Linked DNA regions of Mus musculus: region 2 is linked to region 1. A link is a loop called in an ENCODE intact Hi-C map of the cell type or tissue named here. Cell type or tissue: left cerebral cortex. All regions are shown on one strand.

Evidence for each region. Peaks named below come from ENCODE experiments on the same cell type or tissue, not always from the same donor. Only the 100,000 strongest peaks of a DNase experiment are listed, where the experiment ranks them.
Region 2: it touches region 1 in a loop (2.2-fold over the local background); 7 of 42 quality-filtered maps call a loop at or near these places.

Annotation. Positions count from the first base shown.
Region 1 is chr2:157,002,915-157,010,914 of GRCm38, reverse strand. It overlaps Dsn1 (DSN1 homolog, MIS12 kinetochore complex component), which reads left to right and starts at 3,840. Exons shown (of 11, transcript NM_025853.3): 1 at 3,840-3,940; 2 at 5,042-5,067; 3 at 5,424-5,747. The coding sequence starts at 5,043. It overlaps Soga1 (suppressor of glucose, autophagy associated 1), which reads left to right. Exons shown (of 15, transcript NM_001164663.1): 15 at 1-473. In left cerebral cortex, a CTCF peak has its summit at 3,826; DNase peaks (open chromatin) are centred at 27, 598, 3,811 and 4,256; H3K4me3 peaks cover 1,277 bases; H3K27ac peaks cover 821 bases.
Region 2 is chr2:156,805,446-156,813,445 of GRCm38, reverse strand. No RefSeq gene overlaps it. Among named protein-coding and RNA genes, the nearest start is that of Gm14230, 29 kb to the left of the region's middle. RefSeq lists an enhancer at 1-245. In left cerebral cortex, a CTCF peak has its summit at 3,774 (motif pointing left); a DNase peak (open chromatin) is centred at 3,764.

The DNA.
Region 1 (8,000 bases):
ACCTCCTCGTCCTCCTGATTCCAGGGAGACCATGAAGACAGTGCCAAAAATCAGTTCCAACCCCCAGCGCCTAGGGAAGAGCTAGAGACTGCCTCTCCTCTCCATCCTGGCTCCCCGCCTCACCCTGGCCAATACTGTGACGCCCCTCCTGCTCAGCCTGGTTTCCTGGTGAGGGTCCTGCAGTCGTGGGCCCTGCCGGACCACTCAGGAGGGAAGGGACCAAGGGCATCCTTGGGCCAACTGTCCACCTATCCCTTCCACTGTTCTGTCCTTCTCCTCTCCCTTCTGTCACCTCGCCCCCTGCCTTTCTTTCTTTAAAGGCTCCTTCCCAGGACATATTGGGTGGTAGGACAGCATCTGGTCCACCAGCTATCCTTGCCCTGTGTCTTATTTTAGACATGAGAACTGTACAGTGTAAACTTACAAAGTGTTTTTAATGGTTGTAGATTGGAAATAAAGTATGTCATATAAACAGTTGCCTGCTCTCTGATCTTCCCAGCCCATTTGAAAGCTGACACCATTCCACCTGCAGTTTCTCAGAAGGAGGGGAAAACTGGAGCCAGCTGGCTAGTTTGGAATCACCCAGATGGGGCAACCACAGTGGGGTTGGGGGTTGGAGTTTCTGGTGGCTCCTGGCTGGTAACTCAGTGTCTCTCAGGAAGTGTGTCACCACTGCTGAGGAACAAATGCACCACATTCAAAAAGGAGAAAAATAGAACCAGGTTTTCCCATAACAGACTTAAAATAATCTGCTATGGGGAAAAGATACTTTTAGGCATTACAGTGTGGAGTTAACACCCTAAATGTATCCTATCCTACCAGGGTTGTGGACTGAGGATTTGGGAGCTGGACAGTTGTACTTGAGTGTTTCTGGAGGCATGCAGTCAGAAACCAATTAGGCTGTATTTGCACCTTTGTGTATTAGGGGATGGAACCCAGGGTCTGTTTCCTGCATGTTGCAAGGCAAGCTGTTTAGCAGAGAGCTTTAGGCCCAGACAGCCTAAGTTATTTGTGTTTCTAACCAGAGCTTGAAAATTCCTTTACAAAATAACTAATTCACAAACCTGCAAGTCACTGTTGACTATCAAGTAAGAAACTCATTCCTCTGGGCAGCGGTGGCGCACACCTTTAATCCCAGCACTTGGGAGGCAGAGGCAGGTGGATTTCTGAGTTCAAGACCAGCCTGGTCTCCAGAGTGAGTTCCAGGACAGCCAGGGCTATGCAGAGAAACCCTGTCTTGAAAAAAAAAAAAAAAAAAAAAAAAAAAAGCTGGGCATGGTGGTGCACACCTTTAATCCCAGCACTCAGGAGGCAGAGGCAGGCGGATTTCTGAGTTCGAGGCCAGCCTGGTCTACATGAGGGATACAGTAAAGAAGGTGCCAATGCCACCACTCCATAATATGGTTAAGGTTTTTATTGTGAATATAAGACTGGACAGCCAGAGGCCTCTGGAATAGTCCAGAGCAGAGAAAGAAGTAGACTGCACATGGCCAGGGCTTCAGAAGTGGGAGAGAACAGTGGGGATAGCAGTATAGAAAGAGATGGGATAGAGGAGGGGGGAGGAGTGAGAGAGAAGACTCATGGGGGGGGGGTAGGAAGCCCAGGAGCCGGAGGGAGCTTAGGATGGAGGAGGAGGTGAGAAGGGCTAGCCAGTGAAATAGGTACTTTTTTTTTTCTGAGACAGGGTTTCTCTGTATAGCCCTGGCTGTCCTGGAACTCATTCTGTAGACCAGGCTGGCCTTGAACTCAGATATTCACCTGCCTCTGCCTCCCAAGTGCTGGGATTAAAGGCGTGTGCCACCAAGCCCAGCAATAGGTACTTTTGATAGTGATGGGGCCCTGAGAGCAGCATGGGCTTGGCTAACTGGTGAGCACCATAGGTAGCCATAAGTCCCGTTGACAGATGGGAACCAGTCTTACCAGTCTCGGAGGAATGCTGTTTTTTATTTAACTGCCAGAAATTCTCCTATGGTCCAGTTTTAGCTCATTTCTGGATATTTGGACAGCCTAAGACCCAATGCTTAACTTTTATAGATCTCCTTGAGGGTTTGGGGGAGGAGAGGGATGGCTAACAACAGCCAGACCTGTGCCAGCCATGGAGGATATAATAAATGGGCCTGGAAAATAAGATGTTTAGCATCAATTATGGAAGTTGGGAGCCCCAGGGGAGCACACCCAGGGTTGGAATGTTGAGCAGACAAAGGGGATGGTAGTGGATTGTAGGCAGGAAACAGAGGAGAGGCTCAGAGAGAGAAAGCCTGGGAGAAAGAGGCAAAACCAGGCATGGTGGCAATACTTGGGAGGGAAAGACAGGAGGGTCAGAAGTTACAGTGTCATCTTTGGCTATATACTGAGGCCAGCCTGGGGTACATGAGAACCTGCTTTAAAGTAACCAGAAAGGGGGTGGGGAAATGAAGTTAAGAAATGAAACTTTGATGTGGAACAGGGCAAGAATCTGTATGCATCTTATTAACAGAAGGGAGCCACGGAAGACTTCCGAGCAAGGATGTTTACTGGGACTGGATTCCACGAGGCAGTGATCTCAGTGTGTCCCAACATGGCCAGCTCTGGCCGGGAATATTAAGTTCTGTTTTGGGGACATCAACACATGAGGTGCTCCAGGAAGTGATATTCAGGAATAAGAACACACCTCTTCCAGATAGCTGTTGAAACTATTAGACCAGAATGGCAGAGTAGAAACTTCTGGAATACACATTTCTACCTCTTACCAAAAAACTTCCAAGGGACCACAATTACTTCAAAATGGTCAAAATTATCAAAATTATGGTTCAGCTAGCCATCTTCTGCTTTTTTTTTTTTTTTTTTTTTTTTTTTTGGTTTTTTGAGACAGGGTTTCTCTGTATAGCCCTGGCTATCCTGGAACTCACTCTGTAGACCAGGTTGGCCTCGAACTCAGAAATCCACCTGCCTCTGCCTCCCAAGTGCTGGGATTAAAGGAGTGCACCACCACTGCCAGACCCATCTTTTGCTTCTTTGTTTTTTTTGTTTGTTTTTTGTTTGTTTGTTTGAGACAGGGTCTCACTATGTATCCTTGGCTGGCCCGGGTACTAGGCTGGCCTCAAAGACACAGAGATCCTCCTGCCTCTGTCTTCCCAGTACTGGGATTAAAGGCATGCACCACCACAACTGGACCTTTGGAATCTTTCGTACTACTCTCAGTTCACAAGGTTCAGATCTGAAAGGATTCACTTCATTGATGCATGGGGGGCATTCTGATGCCTCTATACCTTGTCCTGAAGAAGACCCTCCCAGGCACGGGACAGTGGAACAGACATGAGCACTGAACATCTAGCGTCAACATAGAAGGGTGGAAGGAGAAAGGAAAGGCTTTCCAGGCAAAAAGCATGCTCGAACAAAGGAACAGAGGCAAGAATTGGCACGGGGTTGTGGCAGTAGGGTTGGCTGTTAACGCTGGCAGGGGGTGTGCTTGAACTTTGCTAGGTACTTAAGGGCCCATGGGAGGGGCCCATGGAGCAGGAAGATAGGCAGGGTACAGACTGAGCTCAGAGCTCCAGTTCTCCCTGGAGAAAGTCACTGTCCAGACTTTTGGAATCAAAGAGATAGAGGGGAAGCCATGGCCTGGAACAGCACCACACCCATAGGTAGGATGTACGGCGGGAAAAGTCAGCAAACTGGTGTTTTGGAGAGGTCAATCCCCAGGCCTGGACGTAGCTGCAGATGTGCTTGATCTGTAGCTGGGTGAAAACGGTAGGACAAGGTGCGCTTGGGCCAGAACGTTAAATCCCGGAGTACGCAGGCGCTCCGCCGGAGGCACGGGTTGCGCGAGCCAGCGCGGAAGGCGGAGGCTGCGCACGCGCAGTTGTTCGGCGGGAGTTTCGTAAGTAGCGGAGGCAGCGGGGAACCCCGAACCGGACTGACGCGGGAGAGGACCTTCTGCGGCGACGCCGAGTTTGCAGAGGTGACCTTGGGCTTACTGGTTCAGGAACGCGGGGAGGGGAGCTGGGCTAGACCGGCGTCACGCTGGGGTTCGGGACCCGGATGTGGTTCTCCCCTGACCCGCCTCTGCCCGGCCCACCGGCCGCTCCCAGCCGCAGGGCCCCGGGGGCTCAGAGACTTTCTCCTGACAGGACGCCTGAAAGAAGGCCACTCCTCGCTCCCGGGCACTGCTGGCGTCCTTGACTCCAGATAGTGGCCTGGGACAGGTCGGAGGGCTGGGGTGGCAGCCGGGGTTACACTGCTGTGCCCCGGGAACCTGGGTCTCCCGAAAGAGTCCCTTACTCAGAGTTGTGGGACCTGTTGTTGATTGGGATAATGACGTCAGAAGGCTGTCACGTGTACAGCCTCAGAAGCGCTTCAATGTCTGTTATCCAAGCTGGAGTCTGTGTGATCACCCACGAGGATTGTGGTGATTTAGATCTTTAGAGTCTTTGTCCTTTCAGTATGGTCCCTCAGCCTCCATTCGCTTTTACCAAGCGTCCTCCACATTCAGCGGTCTTTTGGGAGGGAGACTTAGATGCAAGGTGGCGGGATGGATACTCGACCTTGCCTCTCTGTCTGTTTTCTGTGACAGGTGCTGGAAATGGGGATGTGGTGCGATCTCCAACCAGTTCTATAGAGGAAAGATGTGTGGCCTCCAAATCTGCCAAAGAGAAGTGACTGCGTATTTAAGCAGAGTTAGGGAGGAGGATGACTCTGTTTTATGGGTAGAAGGACAGATGTGGGCAGAGATTAAAAAGTAGGATTTCCAGCCATGGCAAAATCTGGAGAGAGTAAGAAGTGATGCGGGGTTTGTTTGTTTGTTTTCTCGTTTGGAAAACAAAGATCCTAAGACCTTCCACGGAACTGGGGGCTAGTGCCTCACAAAGTGAGGAGCTAAGATAGGTTCTGTAGACCGAGTTCTTGAAGACAGCAGTCAGTGATAGTAATCTTGCTGCTGAGAATCTCGGAGGAGGCAAGTGAGGGCACCTGAAGCATGAGACCTATTATGGGATAGTGAGGCCCCTGTGAGACTGGAGCTCGAACGGATCTCCTCATTTTCCTGTTTTCCTCCTTCATCCAGGATGACGTCAGTGACCAGATCAGAAGGTGAGTTTTACAGTGAAATTCAATGCCTCTTGCTTTGGGAATCAGGCTCCTGAACTATCCCAGAATCCTCCTTGGCTCCTGGTGCCTTTGGAATCACACGTGTGTGGGTTTACAAAAAGGCCTTCTCTAGGTTTCCATCACCAGGGAAATAGGTTTCCCTCCGTCCTCCTTCCCTTCTGCCTAGGCTCCTAGGAAGCTGGTCCTTCAACTGTATACCATCTTATATATTAAAGTTGCTGCAGTTAAAAAGTGGGCGTGTGCATTTTCTGTTGTCACCCTTGGCTTGGATACTTACTGAGGTTTGTATCTGAGGTAGCTTTGATTTTATATTTTGACTTTTCTATAACAAATGCTAGACCAGGAACCCACGATGTCCGAGACTCAGGATCGTCCATTGCAGCCAAGTCTCAAGCCTTTGGAAGCATTGCCTCAATCCTCTGCCTACCAGGAAATGATGACGCAAGGCGTTTCAGAGGAAAAAAACCACCTTGGCTCGAACCCTGGAGAGGGGGAAAGTTGTGGTGCCGACCACCAGGAGGGATCTCAGTTGAGGTCCTTTCATTTGTCCCCTCAAGAACAGTCTATCCGTCCTCAAGACAGAAGGCAGTCCTGGAGACGAGCAAGCATGAAAGAAGTAAACCGGCGGAAGTCATTGGCTCCCTTCCACCCAGGCATCACAGGTGGGATGCTGCGTTCATAAAGCGATGGATGGATTTCTAGCCCATCTAAGAGGCAGCAAGACATGAATGTCAGAGAGTGTAGCAGGTAGACAGCACTTGGCTACGTTTTAGTCCTGCAGCTTTGAACACATCACCTTCTTGTGCCTCAGTTCCTTACCTATAAAATGGAGATGACTCTGTGGGAACATTCTTGTTTATAAATCCCAGTGCCACACACCGAATGCGTGTTCAGTATTAACTGCTGTTTACATATTAGCTGCCATGAACAGAAATCCTGGTTGCTAGTTATTTAACACGTCATCCTATCTAGGATGCTAGGGATTTGAGTTCCCTCTGTGTCTCATCCCTAAGATGGGACAGAAGGCCAGTGGGGTTGATAACCTGCTTGATTCTAGCCTTTTTAACTAGAAATGACTCAGAAGGAAGATGCACATAAAAATACATTAAATGGGGATAGGTTATGTAGTTCAGTGGTGAGGTACGTATCTCTCATGCCCAAGGCCCCACATTTAGTCCCCAAAACTAAAAAAAAAAAGAAACAGTAAAATGGTTTTTAGGGATGCCATATTTGAATGTAATTTGTGACTTTTTTCTAACTTTGTAATCACTTGATATGTCAGGATCAAAGTACAGGATATTAGTGTAGAAAGTCTAGTTTGAGCCTGGGCTTCATGTCCTTTGTATTAAGTCCTCAGTAAGCTGGGGCAATAAGCCCCAGTACTCGCACCCTTGGCAGCTAGCAGACCCTCAAGCGTTAAAGCCATTGGGATTTCTCTTTACGAATCACTGTCCTTTCGGGTGGCTGCATATCTGGAGGGGATCTGAGTTAAAATAGCCAAGTCCAAAACCTGCTCCTGTAGTGTTATGCGCTCTATTGGCCAGCTGTGCCAGGAGAGTGCTGGCTTGTCCATTACTAGCTCTACCTTCACTCCCATTTCAGAGCATCAGATCACCCAGGTAATAAGATGAATAATTTTCCTGGTAATCCCTGGCTACCCGCCAGACTTCCTTGCTTATGGCCAGAAAGACGATCAGCTGAAGGGCAAGAATTCTTAAAGCCAACTTCCTACTATCTGACAATTGTTTTTTAAGTGGATGTCATTGAGAAAAGAGCAGGTCCATCTTCCAGTTGTCTGGGTCGGTCACACGATCATGTAAAGCACCTCCCAGTCCATTCGCGCAAGACCTGCTGTACAACCTTGGGCAAAGAGTCTAAGCAGCCTGTGGGCCATGCCCCAGTGTTAACCATCTGTTAGCAAAACAGAATCCATACCAGGCGTGGCCCTTCTTGCCTGTGATCTCAGCACTTTGGAGTCCAATGCAGGAGGATTGCCAGGAGTTTAAGACCAGCCTGGACTATATTTCAAGACTGTGTTTAAAAAAAAAAGCCCAATTAAATAAAAGATATTTGCCTTAAAATTTTAGTGAGATGTGCCTAGCAGGAAAGAAAAATGTCTGTTATACAGCAGGTGTTGAGCTGGTACTGGCTATTAATGTTAGCTCCCCACAGGCAGCTTGCTACCAACCCTGCTGACATACTTGGGTTTGAAGCATGGCTTCTTCAGCCTGTCTTCAGACAGTCTTACTTTCCTTACTTGATTGAATTTCTTCAATTGTAAAGTGGAACTTATGTTGTTTATATGAAATGGTTTTTACTTTTCAGTGCTGAGGGTCAGATTCAGTCTACGTACAATCAAGGCGAGGTTTCAACCATTGAGCAACAGCCCCAACCCCAGAAAATAGCTCTTTTGGATTATGTATTAAAGCACATTGCCGTGCCTGCTATACAAATGCCTTCTAAGAAAAGGTTTCTCTGTGTAGCCCTGTCCTAGAACTTGCTCTTTAGATAAGGCTGGCCTTGAATTCACAGAGATCCACCTGCCTCTGCCTCTCAAGTGCTGGGATTAAAGGCGTGCACCACCACCATTGGCCTAAATTATTTTTATCTACTTTGGGTTTTTGTTTTTGTTTTTTTTTTTTTTTGTGGTTTTTCGAGACAAGGTTTCTCTGTGTAGCCCTGACTGTCCTGGAACTCACTCTGTAGACCAGGCTGGCCTCAAACTCAGAAATCCGCCTGCCTCTGCCTCCCAAGTGCTGAGAATAAAGGCGTGCGCCACCATGCCCGGCTCTACTTTGTTTTTTAATTGACATTCAAAGCAATAGGTTTCACTACGATATTGTCAACCACTTTGTTAAATAAGATTTTAATGTAATACTTGAAAAGACTTGAAAATTTGGGTACATGAAAGTGTG
Region 2 (8,000 bases), 200 kb after region 1:
TGCTTGTATGACATGGGTGTGTTGGTACCTGAAGGGGCCACAAGAGAGTATTGGATTCCTTGGAGCTGGAATTCTAGGCACATAGGAGCCTTGTGATGCAGACACTGGCAATAAAACCCAGTTCCTCTGCGAGAGCAGAGAGCAGCCGGCACTCCTAACTTCTGAGCCAGCTCTCCATCCCTGAAGGCCAGTTTTGACCTTGAATTTTGTTTTTCCCCCCAAAGATAGATAGGGAGGGGAGGCAGAGAGAGAGAGAGAGAGAGAAAGAGAGAGAGAGAGAGAGAGCGAGAGAGAGAGAATGTGTGAGTGCCTACATGGCATGTATGTGGGCATGTGTGTGAGGGTACTTAAGTAAACTGCTATGTAGGAGCTGGGAATTGAACCCATGTCCTCTGGAAGAGTAGCCAGTGCTGTTGATCACTGAGCCGTCTGTCTATTGTCTAATCTCAGCGTGTTTCCTCCTTAAAGGTAAAGAACACTTACTATGTTTCCATAGTCTGTGCTTAGAGCAAGAGCCTGCTGGAAGGTCTTGGTCAGGGTGGTGTCATGGCTGGAGGAACTTGACAACCAGTTACCTGACGTTTCTTGTGGTAGGTGTGAGGCTTGGCTGGGGAATACCAGGAATCCTGCTCAGGGGGCTTTGTTCATCCTCTTGTGTGCTTCAGATACCCTAGTTTTTCTATCTGCAGATTTTTTTTTTTTTAAAGATTTATTTATTATATGTAAGTACACTGTCTTCAGACACACCAGAAGAGGGCATCAGATCTCGTTACGGATGGTTGTGAGCCACCATGTGGTTGCTGGGATTTGAACTCTGGACCTTTGGAAGAGCAGTCAGGTGCTCTTACCCACTGAGCCATCTTACCAGCCCCTATCTGCAGATTTTAAAGGAAGACTGATATTGGTGGTTCACATAAAGCCCAGGATGTTAGGGGTGAAAGCTCTGGTTCCAATTGGGTACCAGCCCCAGGACAGCATTCAGACCTCAAGACCAGAGCCCACCTAAAGAGTCAGATGTGCACACATCTGGAATCCTACTACTCCTGTGGTGAGACAGCAGAACTGCTCAGACGCTTATGAGATAGCTGGCCTGTATACTTTGTGAAGTGAGGAGTTAAAAAAAAAAAAAAGGAGATCCCACCTCAACAAGGTGGAAAGTGGGAACTGCCTTTAATCCCAGCACTCAGGAGGCAGAGACGACAACTCTGAGAGTTCTGGCCTTGCCTGGTCCATATAGCAGGTTCAGGCCCATCAGGACTACACAGTAAGATTGACTCAAAAACAAAACAAAACACGGTGGTGGTGGTGGTGGTGGTGGTGGTGGTGGTGGGGAGATCTCTCAGGAGGTGAGAGTGCTGGTTTGGCTGCTCTTCCAGGGACCCAGATTATATTCTCAGCACCCACGTGGTGGCTCACAACCTATAGCTATTTCAAGGGGTCTGAAGCTCCCATCTGGCCTCCTCAATTACCATGCACCCATGGGGTACACAGTCATAGAGACAGGCAAAGCACCTACACACACACAGTAATAAAAAACAACAAAGATTAAAAAAAAAAAAAAAAGAAGTAAGAAAACTCCTTAGGGAAAACATTAAGCCTTGCAGTTCCAGCCCTGGCTTCCAGGGTTCAGGAATTCACACTGCATACCCCAGGGTTTTCCATGTCCAGTATCCGACTTCCTTTTGAGTCAGCACTGCTTGCTGCTTGCAGCTTGTCCTGCAACACTGCTCACTCCCGGCCAGTATTGCCTTCCTGGGCTCCCGTTGCATCTTTAGCTGCACTCATACTTTGCTCTCTTTGTGGCCGCTGGCAGTAATTGGGCCATCTTGGAGCACAGCCTCGCTGTCCTCTGTGTACCCAGGTAGCTGACTAAGCTTGGGGACAGGACTCCTGCCACCTGTGTAAGTGCCCCTGGGCAGAGGTCTTTCTTCTCAAGGGACAGTCAAATGTGCTTCCTCTTTGCATGGCTTTGAGCCTGCCTTGATTGGGCTTTTGCCAGTTCCTGAGATGCCCTCAAGGCATCCTTTTCTCATTTTTATTAGCATTTATTAATTGTACAAAGTAATGGGTCTCATTATGACATTTTATACATGTGTATAATAGTCTGTGGTCATCTTCCATCCCTTATTATCATATTCTGGTCCCCCAAGGCATCTTTTCTATTGCCTTGGTGCAAAGCACTTGACTTTTTTTTTTTTTTTTTAATGGCAGGGTTTCTCTGTGTATCCCTGGCTGTCTTGGAACTCACTCTGAAGACCATGCTAGCCTCAAACTCAGAGATCCACCAGTTTCTGCCTACTGAGTGCTAGGATTAAAGGTGCGTGCCACCACGGCCCAACATACGTGATCTCTTTTTACAATAAAATATGTATTATTACTTTATTAGTATGAGTGTTTTGCTTGTGTGTATGTCTGTGTACTACAGTTCTGCCTGGTGCCTGTGGAGGCCAGAAGAGAGCACTGGAGTCTCTCTTCACTGAAGTGAAGTCACTGAAGTGGTTGTGAGCTGGGGATTGGACTTGAGTCCTCTGGAGAGCAGCCAGTGCTCTTAGCTGGAACCATCTCTTCAAACTTGGCTTCCTTGTAACACTCCACCATCAGTCAGTCCTTGCCCCAACTTACACAGGTGTTTCTGACTAAATGACGTGTGTGTGTGTGTGTGTGTGTGTGTGTGTGTGTGTGCGCGCGCGCGCGCGCACCTGTTCTGCTCTTTTTGTTCCTTTTTTTTTTTTATGTATATGAGTACACCATTACTCTCTGTAGGCACACCAGGAGAGGGCATCAGATCCCATTACAGATGGTTGTGAGCCACCATGTTGTTGCTGGGAATTGAAGTCAGGACCTCTGGAAGAGCAGTCGGTGCTCTTAACCGCTGAGCCATCTCTCTAGCTCCTTTGTTCCTTATTCTTACTGTAGACCTGGGTGACAACAGCTAACAGTGCTGCTACAGCCAGAATGCTGGGTTGACTTGAAATATTCATCAGATTCAGCCCCTTACCTTCGAACTCAGCCTCCTACAAAGTCTCAGCGCGGGGACAAATGTCGGACGCCTGCAGCATTGTCTGGCTTCCCTGGCTCTCCACTTCAGCTTTCTCACGTTCTCACCTCAAATCTGTTCGGAAGGTTTCTGGCCCACGTGATCAGATCTTCGAGTAGTGTGTTTGCTGCGTCTTAACGTCTGTCATTCTGTTAGTTACACTTGGTGTCACTTTGCCAAAGTACTTGACGTGAACAGCTCAGGAAGGGAAAGACGCGTTTATGTACAGGATGCCGCAGATCTCAATTCATAGGCCCCAGCTCTGATTCCCCAGCGCCTTGGGGAAAAGGAACTGGTACGTGAGGGTGGGGGCGGGGGGGGGGGGGCATGTGGCAGACTCTCACCTCCTGTCAGACTCTGGGCCAGGAGAATTTCTGATGGGATGCTAGGAGCCCTTGCTAAACGAACTGGGTAGGGGTCCTGGTTAGAAGGAGGGCCAAGTGGAGGCCTCAGACGCCATTCTCAAGCATCTGGGCTGAGTGGGGAAGTTTGGTCAGGCACAAGGGCCTTGGGAGGAAGCCTGACTTCCTCCCTCAACCTCTGCAGATGCCATCTTCTCCCAGAACCCTCAGTGGTTATTGGGTTCTTGAGGGTTCCTTCGGCCTGTGGCCACTGGGGCCTTAGATAGCATCCTGGCTTTTTAGATAGACCACAAGTTCTGAAGAGGAAGCAACATCCCAGCTGGGAATTCTGGGACCTAGGTCTCCAGTTTATGCAGTGTCCTTGGGTGGCCCCTAGTGGCAAGATATGGTAACACTTTGTGTTTTTGAGGCAGGGTCTCATGTAGCCCTGGCTGTCTTTGAACTCTTTCTTGCTCCTCTCAGGTACTGGGATTAAAGGTGTCTTCCTCCACGTCCTGCTTAGCTGAATTGAATGCGTCTCCATTCGCCAGCAAATCCAGTATGTACTTGTGCACCAGATGTCTTAATTAGGTTTTACTGCTGTGAACAGACACCATGACCAAGGCAACTCTTATAAGGACAACATTTAATTGGGACTGCCTTATAGGTTCAGAGGTTCAGTCCAGTATCATCATGGTGGGAATATGGCAGCATCCAGACAGGTGGAGGCAGAGCTGAGAGTTCTACATCTTCATCTGAAGGCAGCTAGTGGAAGATTGACTTCTAGGAAGCTAGGACAAGGGTCTTAAAGCCCAAGCCCACAGTGACACACTTACTCCAACAAGGCCACACCTCTAAATAGTGCCACTCCCTGGGCTAAGCACATACAAACCATCACAGCAGGTTTTGTCGATACCTTTACTTTTTTTTTAATTACTTTATTTTAAATTAAGTGCGCATGTGTGGGTCTGTGCACATGCTGCCAGTGCCTTTGGAGGGTAGAGGAGGCAGCTGCTCCTGGGGCTGGAGTTAGAGGAATTGTGAGTGGCTCAATGTGTATGGGAGATGGGACTCGGATTCTGGTCTCTTCATTCTGGTCCTCTTCAATAGTAGTGTGTTCTCTCAACTGTTGAGCCATCTCTCCAGCCTTCTGATGCATTGCCTTTTATTTATTTTATTTTAATGGGTATGGATGGCTTGTCTGCTTGCACATCTATGCCCCACATGTGTGCCTGCTGCCTCAGAGGCCACAAAGAGGGCATCAGATTTCCCTGGAACTGGAGTTGCAGACAGTCATCAGTGCTACAAATTGAGCTCAGCTCCCGGAGGCACAGCCAGTGCTCTGACCGCTGAACCATCTCTCCAGCCCTGATACATTTACTGTGGATGCAAGCCCTAGATGGATATTCTTTCATGATTGCTTGCTTTGTTTATTTTTGGAGGTGAGGGTCTCACTTTGTAGCCCCAATCTGCCTGCCTCTACCCACTGAGTGCTGGGACCAAAGGTGTGCACCGCGCAGGCCCCGTGCGATGGCTGTTCCTGCCATCAACTTGATGTAACCGGAAAGAATACACCTCAGCTGAGGAAATGGCTCAATCATATGGGTCTGGGCAGACCTGTATGGCATTTTCTTGACGCTTGACTGACGCAGGAGGGTCTAGCCCGGTGTGAGTGTAAGCATGGAATAAGCATGCGTTCCTCCATGGCCTCTGCTTGGGTTCCTGCTCCAGGCTCCTACCTCAGCTTGCCTCTGTGACTGACTGCAACCTGTAAGTCAGATGATGACTCTCCTCTTCCCAAGTTTGCTTTGGTTAGTGTTTTATCCCAGCTCCAGAAAGCACACGAGGACATCTTGGTACTTTGCCTTTACTCCATGAGGTTTATCAGGATTTGCTTTCAACTGTATGCATGTGCATGTCCATGTATACATGTGTGTGTATACACACACACATACATATACACATATACATTTATACACACACATACACATATACATATATACACACACACACGTATATATATATATCTCCATATATACATATATATGGAGAGAAAGAGAGAGAGAGAGAGACTTATTTTGAGATGTGTACTGGATCTCATTGTGTAGCACAGGCTGGCATCCGTTGCTGGGATTACTGTTGTACCCGACCATGCCCAGCTTAATCTCCTAGATTGGATGCAGCTTCGCAGCTTCGGTGGTTTAGAATTATCTGAATTGGGGGCTGGAGAGATGGCTCAGAGGTTAAGAACACTGACTGCTCCTCCAGAGGTCCTGAGTTCAATTCCCAGCAACTACATGGTGGCTCACAACCATCTGTAATGGGATCCAAAGCCCTCTTCTGGTGTGTCTGAGGACAGCTACAGTGTACTCATATACCTAAAATAAATAATTCAAAAAAATAAAAAGAATTGTCTGAATTGAATTAAGCAAACTAATTTCTCTTATAAACCTATGGTCAACACTTTATAAACCCATTTAGTTTTGTTGTGTTTTGAGACAGAGCCTTTTTTTTTAAAGATTTATTTACTATTATACATAAGTACGCTGTAGCTGTCTTCAGAGATACCAGAAGAGGGCATCAGATCTTATTATGGGTGGTTTCGAGCCACCACATGGCTGCTGGGATTTGAATTCAGGTCCTCTGGAAAAAGCAGTCAGTGCTCTTACCCACCAAGCCATCTCGCCAGCCGGCCGAGACAGAGTCTTAACGATTGGCCTAGAACTCAAAGAGACCCACCTGCCTTTGCCTCCTGGGTGCTGGGGTTGAATGTGCACCACCACAGCCGGCTCCTCTCAGTATTGATAACAACTGTTCGAGGTACAGGGTGATATCTTGGGTTTATAGATGAAAGCTGAGCCTCACAAAGGCTAACTAACTTGCCCAAGACCAGTGGAGTGGCTCCGTGGTGGAGCACTTGCCCAGCATGCCCCAGGCCAGGGTGTTGATTGGCCAGTTAAGTTCTGTTAATGGTGGTGTTCCTCTGGCTTCAGGGTTCCATGTGACATCAGGAGGCACCTCGTGTGTTTGTGTAAGACGGCGAGGGTGGACCTGAGTGAAGGAACTGAGCTAGGTTCCTTTTGTCTTTTTCTTGCTTCTTGTTTCAGGACAGGGGATCAGAGAGGTGAGTGCTCTCTCTGGTGCTGAGTTGTACTCTGTGCTGGGTGATGTCCTCTCAGAACTCCCTACGTGCCTGTCCTTTCTTGTGCACTTACTGTGTGCAAGGCTGTCCCTAGGGGATTTAGACAGGACCAAGTTGGTTTTAGTTCTCTCTCTTTTTCTTCAAGGTCTGATTATTTATTTGTTCATTTTTGACTGGATTCAGACTTAGAAGTAGAAACTCTCAGCTCAGACAACCTATATCTCTTGGTCACCTGTTCCTGGCACTTTTCTTAAAAAATTTTCATTAGGTTTATTCACTTTCTTTTATGTAAATGTTTTGGCTGCGTGTACCAAGTGTGTGTCTGTCTGGTGCCTATGGAGGTCAGAAGAGGGCACTGGATCTCTGAACTGGTATTACAGATAAATGGTCTTGACCCACTATGTGGGTGCTGGGTATTAAACCTGGGTCCTCGGCAGGAGCAGCTGCCGTTCCTCAGTGTTGGGCATGTCCCCACTGCCCTGGCATTCTTCTTTGACATCCTTGATTTTCTTGGCCAAATTTAGCATCCTCAACAGCTTCCTCATTTTTTTAGTGTGGCGTTTCTTCAGAGCAATGCATTCACATTTGTGTCACAGGATGCATGGAATAACAAGACAGTGAATCTTGTGTGCTTCAGTCCTGCTTCTGATCTTCCTTAAAGGCTCTATGACAACATTGGCAGACATTATCTCTTTTAGAGAGATAGAGACGTTTGCTGATTCCTTTAGCTCTTTTACTCGCCAGCCACGGAGGACGGGAGCATGCCAGCCCAGGACTGTCCCACTCCCCTTTCTTCACAATAACTAAGTTGAGAATGCTCAGACTGGCACCCACAGTGCACCTATGAATAGGCTTGCACCTCCTCTCTCCAATTTCTCTGGTCCATAACAAGAATGCCCCTAACCCAACAGCAGGCATCCTGTACCGTGGGTCAAGATGCCTTGCTCATGGGAAATCCTTGTTTCTTGTCTCTGTCACTTTATTTTAATGTGTAAATGGGAGCACGTCAGCTTCACACTCTTCACCCAGAGCTCTGCCAGCTACTTCTGAGGCTGTGGCTGTGTGCATCTAAGAGAAAGTACAAGTTTGTGTTCATCGTCCACGCCCAGTGTTTCCCATGGCCAGTGGCTGGGAAGGAGATATTTAGCTTCGTCTCAGCACCATGAAAAAGAGCTCAGGTTAAAAAAAGAATAAAATAAAGACGGTGCCTGATGTGTTGCAGGCCAGCTTTGAACTTGCTACAGCTAAGGATGACCTTGGAGTCCTGATTCTTCTTCCTCCCATGGTCCATCATTATGTTCTTGGTTTTATAATCAGGGAGTCTTTCTCTGTGGTTCTTTTCCAGTTCAGAGGCCTCTTGTCTTTTTATCAGTATTGTTGGGAGCAGGATATTCAATTGCCTGTGTTAGCCTGTGGAGTCCAGATAGGTAAATCCCAGCGGGTGATGCTGCTGCTGCTGCTGCTGCTGCTGGTTTTGGAA